Regions from separate parts of the Homo sapiens genome. Here all the other regions are linked to region 3. Evidence: chromatin contacts called from ENCODE Hi-C data. All regions are on one chromosome and are shown on one strand. The core of a region is the stretch at or near the end of the contact, and the rest is flanking DNA. Distances in the headings are between cores, read along the strand shown.

What was found. Hi-C counts contacts between places; a loop is a spot of excess contacts on that map. Pooled maps may share reads with other maps.
Region 1: a loop to region 3 is called in a map of B cell, with 23 times the contacts of the local background. The contact joins the promoter of RPL22L1 here to the promoter of GOLIM4 in region 3. A Hi-C loop is called at or near these places in 1 of 168 maps with a recorded cell type or tissue (B cell), 2 of 37 single-sample maps with no recorded cell type and 7 of 50 pooled maps.
Region 2: a map of OCI-LY7 shows a loop between it and region 3 (4-fold over the local background). The contact joins the promoter of SKIL here to the promoter of GOLIM4 in region 3. A Hi-C loop is called at or near these places in 1 of 168 maps with a recorded cell type or tissue (OCI-LY7), 7 of 37 single-sample maps with no recorded cell type and 13 of 50 pooled maps.

The regions. Positions count from the first base shown.
Region 1 is chr3:170,868,766-170,872,117 of GRCh38, forward strand. RPL22L1 (ribosomal protein L22 like 1) reads right to left here and starts at 1,430. Exons shown (of 4, transcript NM_001099645.2): 1 at 1,394-1,430. The coding sequence starts at 1,402. RefSeq lists enhancers at 923-972, 1,142-1,868, 1,869-2,594.
Region 2 is chr3:170,356,303-170,359,672 of GRCh38, forward strand. SKIL (SKI like proto-oncogene) reads left to right here and starts at 1,413. Exons shown (of 7, transcript NM_005414.5): 1 at 1,413-1,461. RefSeq lists an enhancer at 1-85 and silencers at 366-1,265, 1,426-1,655, 1,706-1,835, 1,926-1,995.
Region 3 is chr3:168,094,614-168,097,873 of GRCh38, forward strand. It overlaps GOLIM4 (golgi integral membrane protein 4), which reads right to left and starts at 1,311. Exons shown (of 16, transcript NM_014498.5): 1 at 486-1,311. The coding sequence starts at 672. RefSeq lists silencers at 1,087-1,136, 1,427-1,666 and enhancers at 1,338-1,839, 2,037-2,086.

The sequences.
Region 1 (3,352 bases), core at 180-2,679, 2.8 Mb after region 3:
TTCTTACGTTATTATAGGCAAGGGAAGGGGACTTTGGTAAAAAAAAAAAAAAAGAAAAGAAAAGAAAAAGAAAAAATAAAAATAAAAAAGGCAAGGTGCCGTCCCAGCACTTTGGGAGGCTGAGGCAGGAGGATCACGTGAGGTCAGGAGTTCAAGGCCAGCCTGGCCAACATGGTGAAACCCCATCTCTAGTAAAAATACAAAAATTAGCCAGGTGTGGTGGTGCATGCTTATAATCCTAGCTATTCAGGAGGCTGAGTCGGGAGGATTGCTTGAACCCGGGAGGCGGAGGTTGTAGTGAGCCTGATCATGCCACTATACTCCCACCTGGGCAACAGACTCTGTCTCAAAAAAAAAAAAAAACCTAAAAACCAACACCGTGGAACTTAAATTTTCCATATCCAAACCTTTTATACCAAGACCATATAATATGGCTACATAAGCAAAATGTTACTGTGGCCAGCAACCATGTACATTCACTGCAATATGAACAAACAAATCTGTATTTATCAGACTATAACCTCCAATTTAGATTCACCCAAGTGGCTACCAAGTATTACACATTAGTTTGCTTTCTCAGGTAGCATGGTAACATGTGCCAAAAGATAATTACCCAGTTGGCGCAGAAGTTAATTTGGGAGACACAAACAACTTCTGTCTAATGGAACAGATAACCCTATAGGGTTTATGGCCATGCTGGGCATTACCCAGTTTTGTAGCTAGCCCAGCAATTTTATCCTAACTTTATTTGTAAATTGCGCATGTATATCTAGCTTTTCAGATATTCTTAGGAACATTTTAACATCTTACTGGTTCCCTTACTAATGACTTAAGTAAAACATCTGAAGCACGTTTATTTCACATTGCTGGAATCTAGACTTATACTTTTCTAAAAATTACTTCACCGAGAAACTTCTTCCCCAACTGAAAGTTCTCAAAAACTTGTGATGTCGGCCATCGCGGGAGCTGAGCGCCTAGGAGCTCCCTCTGGCCTGGCAAAGGTCGTCAGACCGGCCCGATTACCCACCATTCCCCTACCCAGTGCTGAGTGGCAAAAGCATTATCAGGCGCGAGATAGTAAAGAAATGGCTCAGATTGCAGTACCACCGGCCCATTTACAGTTGTGCCTCCCTCTTTCCCGCGTGTCCAAAACCACCCATCCTAAACCAATTCCGGGCCCAGCTCCAACTCCACTAGACCTCATGGCAGCTGCCAGGGAGTCTCGAAAAACAGTTCAGGATCCTCGCGTCTTGGTTGTGTTTCTGACCCAGACTTCACTACTCCCCTCCCTTTATCTTGACTGAGACGTCTCCACTCGACAGATGCAAAAATCGTTACAGCGGAAATCATTAAATTGCCACACAACACTCCCACCAAGACATCGCTCACTCACCGGCGCCATCTTGCGAGTCGGCCGCGAGAGCAGAGAGGAAGCTACGGCCGCGCGGTCTGCATTTATATCAAAGCGTGCTGCGTCACGCGCTGAGAGCGTCAGATTGTCGCCTCCCGGAAAAGAAAGCGGGAGGAGCGCTGAGGCCGGTAACCCAGGAAACCAGTGCGCTGCCGGACGAGAGTAGGCCATCGGCTTTCCGCGGGCACACGCGGGTGGCTGTGGTTGAACTGACTCTCGGGTTTCCGCTCCTGGCTGTTCAAGCCGATTAATTGCAGTGGCCTCTACAGTTACCTAGTGGCTGCTCCCGGATACGGACGCACGCGAGGGATGCAGGAGTCATCTTTCACTAATCACCGGAATCCCCTTTCCAATCAGGGCAAGGCAGTGTCTCAGGTTGCTTTGGGATCTCCTTTTATTGCAGTTATAATCCTCCAGCGAAAAAGTTATTTGTTTGTGTTTTGTCTGTGAGCCTCGTTTTCTAAATGACTGTTGAGGGAAATTGGTGCTTCGGGGACCAGGTCCTCGGGAAAAAAAAATCATGTATATATATGCTTACACGCCCACGCCTGTAATCCCAGCACTTTGGGAGGCCGAGGCCGGAGAATCTCTTGAGCCCAGGAGTTCGAGACCACCCTTGGCAGCGTAGGCATAGGGAGAACCCGTCTCTACAAACAATTTTAAAAAAAATGGCCCGCGTGGTGGTGCGCGTCTGTACTCCCAGCCACTCGGGAGGCTGAGGCAGGAGCATCGCTTTACCTTGAGAGGCGGAAGTTGCAGTGAGTCGAGATCGAGCCACTGCACTCCAGCCTGGGTAACAGTGAGACTGTCTCAAAGGGAAAAACACGTAGTGCTTGCTTCTTGTTCATTCGTTTGGTATAATTTATCATGGGTTTTACAGTTAATCCCAGGTCTCTTGATTTCCATCCAAAATGCTCCCAGTTAAAATTCAATGAATGTTTGCTGTGACCTATCAGTATGTACAAGACACACGAGGGTGGAAGTGTCTTGCTGACAAAAGGAAAAAGTAGCTTTTGAGCTTTGAAGGATTGTAAATTGACATCAGATCCGAAAAGTGGCATGCTGAACCGCTTGGGTTTAGCAGTAATATGTTTTCGTGGAGATGAAATTATCATACCTAGGGGTAGGGGTAAGGGATGGGGTGGACTTTGTTGTTAATTTGAAGAATGACCCCAGAAAGTAAGAACTGTTCGTGGCCTTTATGCCAGCAAGTAGTTATCGTGGAAACTATGCTTTAATAGAGCATATGACTTGTAGAGTCTGAAGAGAGGCCCTGAATTCCTAGAAGAAATCCATTTCAACAAGATTTTTTAGTTGTCTGCCTTAAGAGCTACAATAATCACATTTCTCTTTCCAAACATTAAAGGGAGCAATTGGCATTTCCTCCTCAAGGGCTGCCTAAGCTGAGGGGCAGAAATGATTCTATTTTGCTTGTCTTTAGCAGTCTTCCATGTCTTGACAATAAACTCCTTAAGCACTATTAAGCCATTTGTACAAGGAGGATATGGAAACATACCTGTTTCACAAGAACTAGTAATCACCAAATAACTAGTTAGAAACTGTAATGGGGGAAAAATGTTTGTCAATTAGAAAAAAAAACAAGAATATTAGCGAGAAATGTGCAGATGGGAAGACTAAAAGTTGTAAATAATTCAGTTCTTCCCAAACTGTGCGTGTGCACACGTATATAGTAACACAATGCTAGTCAATACCCTATAGTTATTTTTTAAAAATTTGACAGCTAATTAAAAAAATTTTAACATTTATTTTAGATTCAGAGGGTACATGTACAGTTTTGTTACATGAATATATATAATGATGGTGGGGTTGGGGTGCGATTGATCCCTTCACCCAGGTAGTGAAAATAGTACCCAATAATTAGATTTTCAACCCTTCCCCACTTCTAGTATTCCCAGTGTCTATTTTTGCCATCTTCATGCC
Region 2 (3,370 bases), core at 163-2,662, 2.3 Mb after region 3:
GAAATTGGACGAAAATGGGGGGGAAAAAAGGGACAAAGCTCGAGTCTCCTGAATTTTGTGCACTGCTACTCGGTGGACTATTTCAGTTCCTGATCTTGTGGTGGGGTGGAGAAAAGGGGATTTCTTGGTGTTTCGAAATGTGACGGAGCAGCTCTGCAGAGTTCAATATGCTAATCGGCTACCCTGGGAACCAGGAAGACCACCCTACACGCCTCAGAGGGTCACAGCCGGAAAGCTCTTGAGTCCTATCTTCCCTACCTCGTCTCGTCCCTCTCCAAAAAAACACACACACAAAAAAACACCCTCAGTAAACACTGTAAAAACCTTTAATTTATAGCTCCCTTCTGGAACCGAGAGAGCAGCCTGGTGGGGTGGAGGCAGGAGGCTGGGGAGTAGGGACAGAAATGTTTGCTCTCGGTTTTGCCGGAACTTTGGCCACCCCTCCCGCCCGGCCCGATGGCGGATGGAGGTCAGCCAGGGGAAGGCGTCTGGGTGGAGGCCGCCCGGGCGAGGCCGGGGCCGCCGGGGCGGGGCGGAGCGCCGGCAGCTGGCTGGGCGGCCCTCGGGCAGGAGGCCCCGCGGGGGCGAGGGGCAGCCCAGGAGGGAGGTCCCGCGGGGGCGGGGAGCAGAGCCGGCCCCGGGGGCCCTGCAGGGCGGCCGCCGCCCGGCTGCCTCCGGGGCGGGGCGGCCCAGCTGCGGCCCCGCAGGGGGAGGGTCGCCCGTGCCTGACCTCGGGCGGCGGCACTCTGCCGGGCGGGCACTGCCTCCGCCCTGCCGGCTGCTGGGGTCGCGCACAGTGCACCGCGCGGCTGCCCTGCCCCCTCTTCCCCGCTGCGCGGCGTCCGAGCGGCCAGGGCGCCCCCGCGTCTGGCCCATCACCACAGAGCGGCGGGTGGGGCGGGGGCGGGGCGGTGGCCCCAGACAGCCGGCTGGGCGACTAGAGGAAGGAAGGAGGGAGGGCGGCGGTGAGGGTGGGGTGGGGAGGGAACATCCTGTCTGCGCCGGGTGCACCGCAGACAGCGCCGCGCGCCAGCTTCCCAGACGGCGCGCGGGGCCAGAAGCGCCGGGCGCGCGCCTGGGGGGAGGGGCACGCGCGCGAGACGACGGGGCCAGGGGGGCGCTCTGAGGAGCCACAATAGGCCAGACGGCACGCGCGTCCACGAGGGGGCCGGGAGCCGCGAAGTGGCGGCGGCGGCGACGACGCCGGCGGGCCCGCGCGCGCGGCGCCGCCGCTGGCTCCGTTCCCTTCCCCTCCCCCTCCCCGCCGCCCTCGCTCTCCCCCGGGCGGCCGGAGACGGCGGCGGCGTCTGCGGGAAGCTGTGTGTCTCCGCAGTGACGTGGGCGGGCCGAGGACTCGGTGACGTCAGAGGGCTGTGTGTAGCGATGTGTGTGGGGTTCGGAGCCGCGCCGGCACAGCCGAAGGGAGCGGGCGAGCGGCGACGGCGGCGGCGGCGGGCACAGGTGCGGCTCCGGCTTACGGCGGCGACGCGGCGGAGGCGGCGGGAGGCCAGAGGCGCTCACCCTCCTAGGAGCCCGACGGCGGCGACAGGGGCGGTGGGGAATTCACAAAGCTCGTCGAGCTTACCCGGGCACCGAGGCCCGAGTAGGGGGTTTGGATGCGCGGGTCCCGGGTGGGGTCGGGGCCAGAGGGGGTCGCTAGGCGGGTGTTCCACGGCTGATCACGCTTCGTTGGCCCCAGGCGGTGGGCGCCGGCAGGGCAGGGCGCTGTAGTTGACGGGAGCCGCGGGGACCCCGGAGACCCGGACGCCCGTCACCGCCCCCCTCCCCCAGTCCAGCAGCGCTCCGCGGGGATGCCCTGGTCTCGACCCGGTCCGTCAGCCCCCGGCGGCGCAGGGATCCGCGCCCGGCGCCTAAACTGCCCTGGTGTCCTCTTCGTTCTGGCCCGGGGCTGGCGCGGGGAGGTGCAGCATTAGGGGCGCTGAGGTGACACCCGAGAACTTCCCAGGGAGAGGGTGCGCGGGGGGGTGGATTTCCACAGTCCTTCCCGCGGCCCCCGCGGGGGGGCGGTGTTGGGAGGGCACTTGGGGTTATCCCAGGCTCGCCGGTGGGGGTGGGGGGACTCCTCCCTTTACTTCCCTCCACCCCCTTGCACACCCACCCCCAGGCTTCCCGTGTCCCTTGTTCTCCCTCTCTCCGGGTTAGAGATAGGTGGGTGGCTTTGAGTGGGCGGAGGACTTCAGGGTTTTAGGGGCTCCCCCATTCTAGGTCATGCCTCTTGCTCTCTTCCTTGGCCTGTGTTGAGTAAGGTGTGTTCCTGTGGTGGACGAAAGTCTGTACGATGGTTGGTGGCATTGGTCCTTAATCCTTTGGGTCTGTTTTAAGGTAAAGTGCTGAGAGTTTGGGAAGCAAAAATTTCTATTTATTGGATTTCTTTTGGCTTTTCTCTCAAGAAGGAAGTGGAAAAAGAGTCTTTTCTTTTTCCCTCTTCCTCCATTTGCATTCTTTGTGAGGTTTGTCTGCCTTGTGCTTTTTGTCCCGGATTAGTCTTGTTGAAGGATGGAGATTCCCAGGCGTGGAGTCTATAGCTTTTGGCTTCCATTAAGTAAAATCGCTAACCTTTTTTTAAGAGAAAGTTAATTTTTGCCTGCAGTCATTCCAGAAAAATAGTGTACACGGACTAGCTGAATTAATCCACTTAAAATTGTAACTTAGTTACATATGGTAGATATGTTAACTCCTATCTGATTTTTTTGGATGAAACTGTTGTTTTGTTTTTAAATAGGAGATGAAGTAATGGATTTTTTTCCCTCCCTTAAAATGGCATAGCTGAGAAAGCCCCGGTACTACTAATTGAGATGATCTGCTTAAGAGTCTTCATATTCTGAACTCGAAAGGCCTTTTATGTTATATTATTGCTCGCTTTACGCAACTCCAAATTGCTTTCCTATTTAAATGAATGTTCTTCTAGTAAACTGGTGTTAGATTTAAAGAAATCACTCAAGCTTCACCTTGGTAAACTGAACTCAGTTTAAGATTAAGAAACTGATTTCGGCCGGGTGCGGTGGCTCACGCCTGTAATTCCAGCACTTTGGGAGGCCCGGGCGGGCGGATCACCTGAGGTCAGGAGTTCAAGACCAGCCTGACTAATATGGTGAAACCCCGTTTCTACTAAAAATACAAAAAAATTAGCCGGGTGTCGTGGCTTGTGCCTGTAGTCCCAGCTACTCCGGAGTCTGAGACAGGAAAATTGCTTGAACCCGGGAGGCGGAGGTTGCAGTATGCCGAGATCGCTGCACTTCAGCCTGGGCGACAGAGCGAGACTCCGTAAAAAAAAGAAAAAAAAAAAAATAAAAGAAACTGGTTTCAAATTGGCCCTTTGGCCTCTGGAGCAAATTCAAATGTAACTCTT
Region 3 (3,260 bases), core at 61-2,560:
TGGCTTAATTTTCCCTTGAAAAACAGCACAGTTTGAGAAATCTCTGCCAAACTCTTCATTTTTTAAGCAACTGACAAAGTCAACAAGAAAGCAAATACCTAGAATCCACGGAACAATGCTCCTCAGAGCAGGGCTGGCAGAAGCGGCGGAGGGCTACCAGTTTCCCTGCCCCGATTGCAGCTGGGCCTTTGACAAGAGCTCGGGTAAAGGACTATCTGTGCACCCGCCCACCAAACGCCCAGCGGGACGATGGGCTGGTGCTACGAAGTTCTAAACCTAACCGCTGGGAGGAAGAAGCGGGAGGATGAGAATGTCATCTCCCCTGACACTCTGGTGCCGGCAGTCCTGAAACGCTCACCTCTGACGTCCCTGAAGGTCAGAGGTGGCAACCACAGTGCCAATAGCTCACCAAAGCCACTTTTCCTGCCCGGGTGGAGGCGCGGGGCAAAGTTGGCCACCGGCTGCGCGCGTCCCGTTAGCCGTACCTTGTAACTGGGCGGAGAGGGACTCCTGGTGCTGCTGGTACTTGAGCGCCACCGCCTCGGCTTTCCGCAGCTGCGTCTGCAGCTCGTAGTAGAGCATCGCGCCGTAGAGAAAGCCGAACACGACGGTCAGCAGCAGCAGCGTCTGGAAAATCCGCTTCTGCTTTCGGGAGCACATCCCGTTTCCCATAGTCCCGCCTGGACCCAAAGCCGCGGCCGCCCCCGCCGTCTCCTCCCCTTGGTCCGAGCGAGCGTCTCAGCAGCGGCCGCCGCAGTAGGTGGCCAGACGCAGCATGAGGAGGAGATGCCAGACACAAAAGCCGGCCCGGAGGGGAAGTGGCGCCCGCTCAGCCCCCGCGCGGCGCGGGGCGCGCAGCCATCGACGCCGCCCGGGCAGCTGCAGCCAAACTTCTGCGAGGCTCGTTCTCCGCGAATGCCCGGGGCCGGGAGGAGGCCCTCCGCATACTTCAGAGCCGGCTGCCCTCGCGCCTGTCCCCAGATGCCTCCTGCCTTTTTTCCTTCTTCCCACTTTTTGGCCCCGCTGCCCCCGGGCAGTTCTTGGAGTCCCGCCCTGGCCACTCCCCGCCCTATCGCGGCGGCTCCCACTGCACGACTTTGTTGCCACCTAAGGGAGGGGGTGCGCGCCCAACAAAGGGACCAGGACTCCGGGCCGCGCCCCCGTGCGGCCTGCCCAATGGGTGGAAGGGTGGGGGCCAGCTGTCTCGGCTGGTTTTGGGGACGGCACAGCGGTGTCACTGACGGGTCGGCTGGTGCCTCTGCCGCCCCGCCACCTCCTGCCCAACTTACGTGTCACCCACGGCCCGGCTATTCTGGCCAACGGGATTCCGGGAGGAAGTCCCACTCGGCCTCCTTGCTCATTGGGCCCGTCCGAGCAGACGCTCCCTCCCTTCGGGGAGGCAGTGCCGGGCTCGATTGGATGCCGGCTTTGTCCGTCCGACCCCAGGGCCGCACCTTCCCTCCCAGTGCCGGGGCCGGCTAGGGGCTCTGTGGGCAGCGCGGCCGCCTGGCGCCGGGGTGCGCCCACGTGGAGTCGGAGAGGGTGGGAAGAGGCAGGCGGAAGGGCGAAGGGCGGGGAGCTTTGGGTGGGCGGGGGACTTGTCCGGGCCTGAGTCTGGGTGAGGTTCGGTGAACACGTGTGTGTGTGTGTGTGTGTGTGTGTGTGTGTTCCAGTTCTCGTTCGGAACGCACGTGGAGAGCGGAGTAAAATGTGTGTATGAACGAAAGAATGGATGGCAGTAACTGTGTGCACTCTGCTGAGTACACTTTCTTTCCCTGTCCAATAAACTGATGCGGCAGACACATGGGATAGCTACATAGCACAATCCCGGTAGTCAAACCAGAGATGCCATGTCGACTGCCTTACCCCATCCAGTGTACTAGCCTAGATGTGTGTGTGCCCACAGATGGCCCGGCAGGAGTCGGGAGACTGGAAGCACGCTAGACTTAATGTTCAATTGTCCACGTGGGCTGGGGAAATCGGCTTGCCATTGGCAGAGAGGAAAGAAATGGTCTCACATTTCTCCTCTAGCTGCAAATAGAATAATTTAAAAACAAATCGTACAGACTGAAATGAGTATCCATTCATTTTGTCATATGTATTTGTTTTATTGGTGGCAAAACACATCAGTTACATTTCTAAATTACATTTTAAAGGGCAACAAAGGTTCCCTATGTAAAAACTAGTACAGCACAGGAAAGGTAGTAACCACAAACCTCTTCGAAGAAATGTATACTGCATTTATTTTTTCTGTGTACTTGAGGGGAATAATTAAGGTTATGCACAAATGATAATTTTTGTTTCTGCTGTTGACCTGAATTCTAAGAAAAGTAAATTTTATCTGTCTGTATAGTGTGGTGTAATTTATGATACACTGCATAATTTTTATATTCTAACTGGACTTTAGTCGTTACCATTGCTAATGGGCCTGAGTGCTCAAAATGGGGGTAAATCTCTTTAGCTAAATGCAACAGAAAGACAGTTCCTGGTGCAAAAGTTTTTTTAGGTGGACTCTGAAATTATAGGTTGCTAAAGCCCTAAAATAAACTGAATTTATAACGATGCTACCCTGTGGCATTTATACCACTGTAAAAATAAAGTGTGTCTTGCATGTGCTTTTCCTTAATAAATAATAACTTGCGTTAAATTATTCAAAATGCTTTCGTGTGCAGATACACTGTCTCACTGATCACAGCCAGGGTGTTAGACTTTCATGTTGGTAAAGAAGCCAAAGTTTATCAAAGTGACTATGACAGCTCTAGGACCTTTTAGGTCTTGCATAAAGTTAGTTACTCAGCAAGATTAGAATCCAGATCCAAACCCTGCTCTATGTCTTTTTCTTCAATAGAAACAATGTTCTCATTCTATTAAACAAGTTACAGTAAGAAATTATATCTCCATTAACATGAGAATCTGATTGTAAAAGAAAACAGTCTAAAGGAGTTTGGGAGTTTTGTTGTGTAAATACTACATAATCTTCCTTATTATTAAATCTACCACTTTAAATTCCTCTTTTTTAGTTTGACTCTCAGAAATTAACATTGGATAATTACTGGAATCTCTTTAAAATTCCTCATAACTAAACATTCCTTACTGTTGTCAGAGTACTTTGTTAAACAAACTCTTCCTCCAAAAACACTATCCAAATTTAGGCTGGGCATGGTGGCTCACTCCTGTAATCCCAGCACTTCTGGGAGGTTAATGCGAACAGATCGCTTAAGTTTGGGAGTATGAGACCAGCCTGGGCAACATAGCAAAAC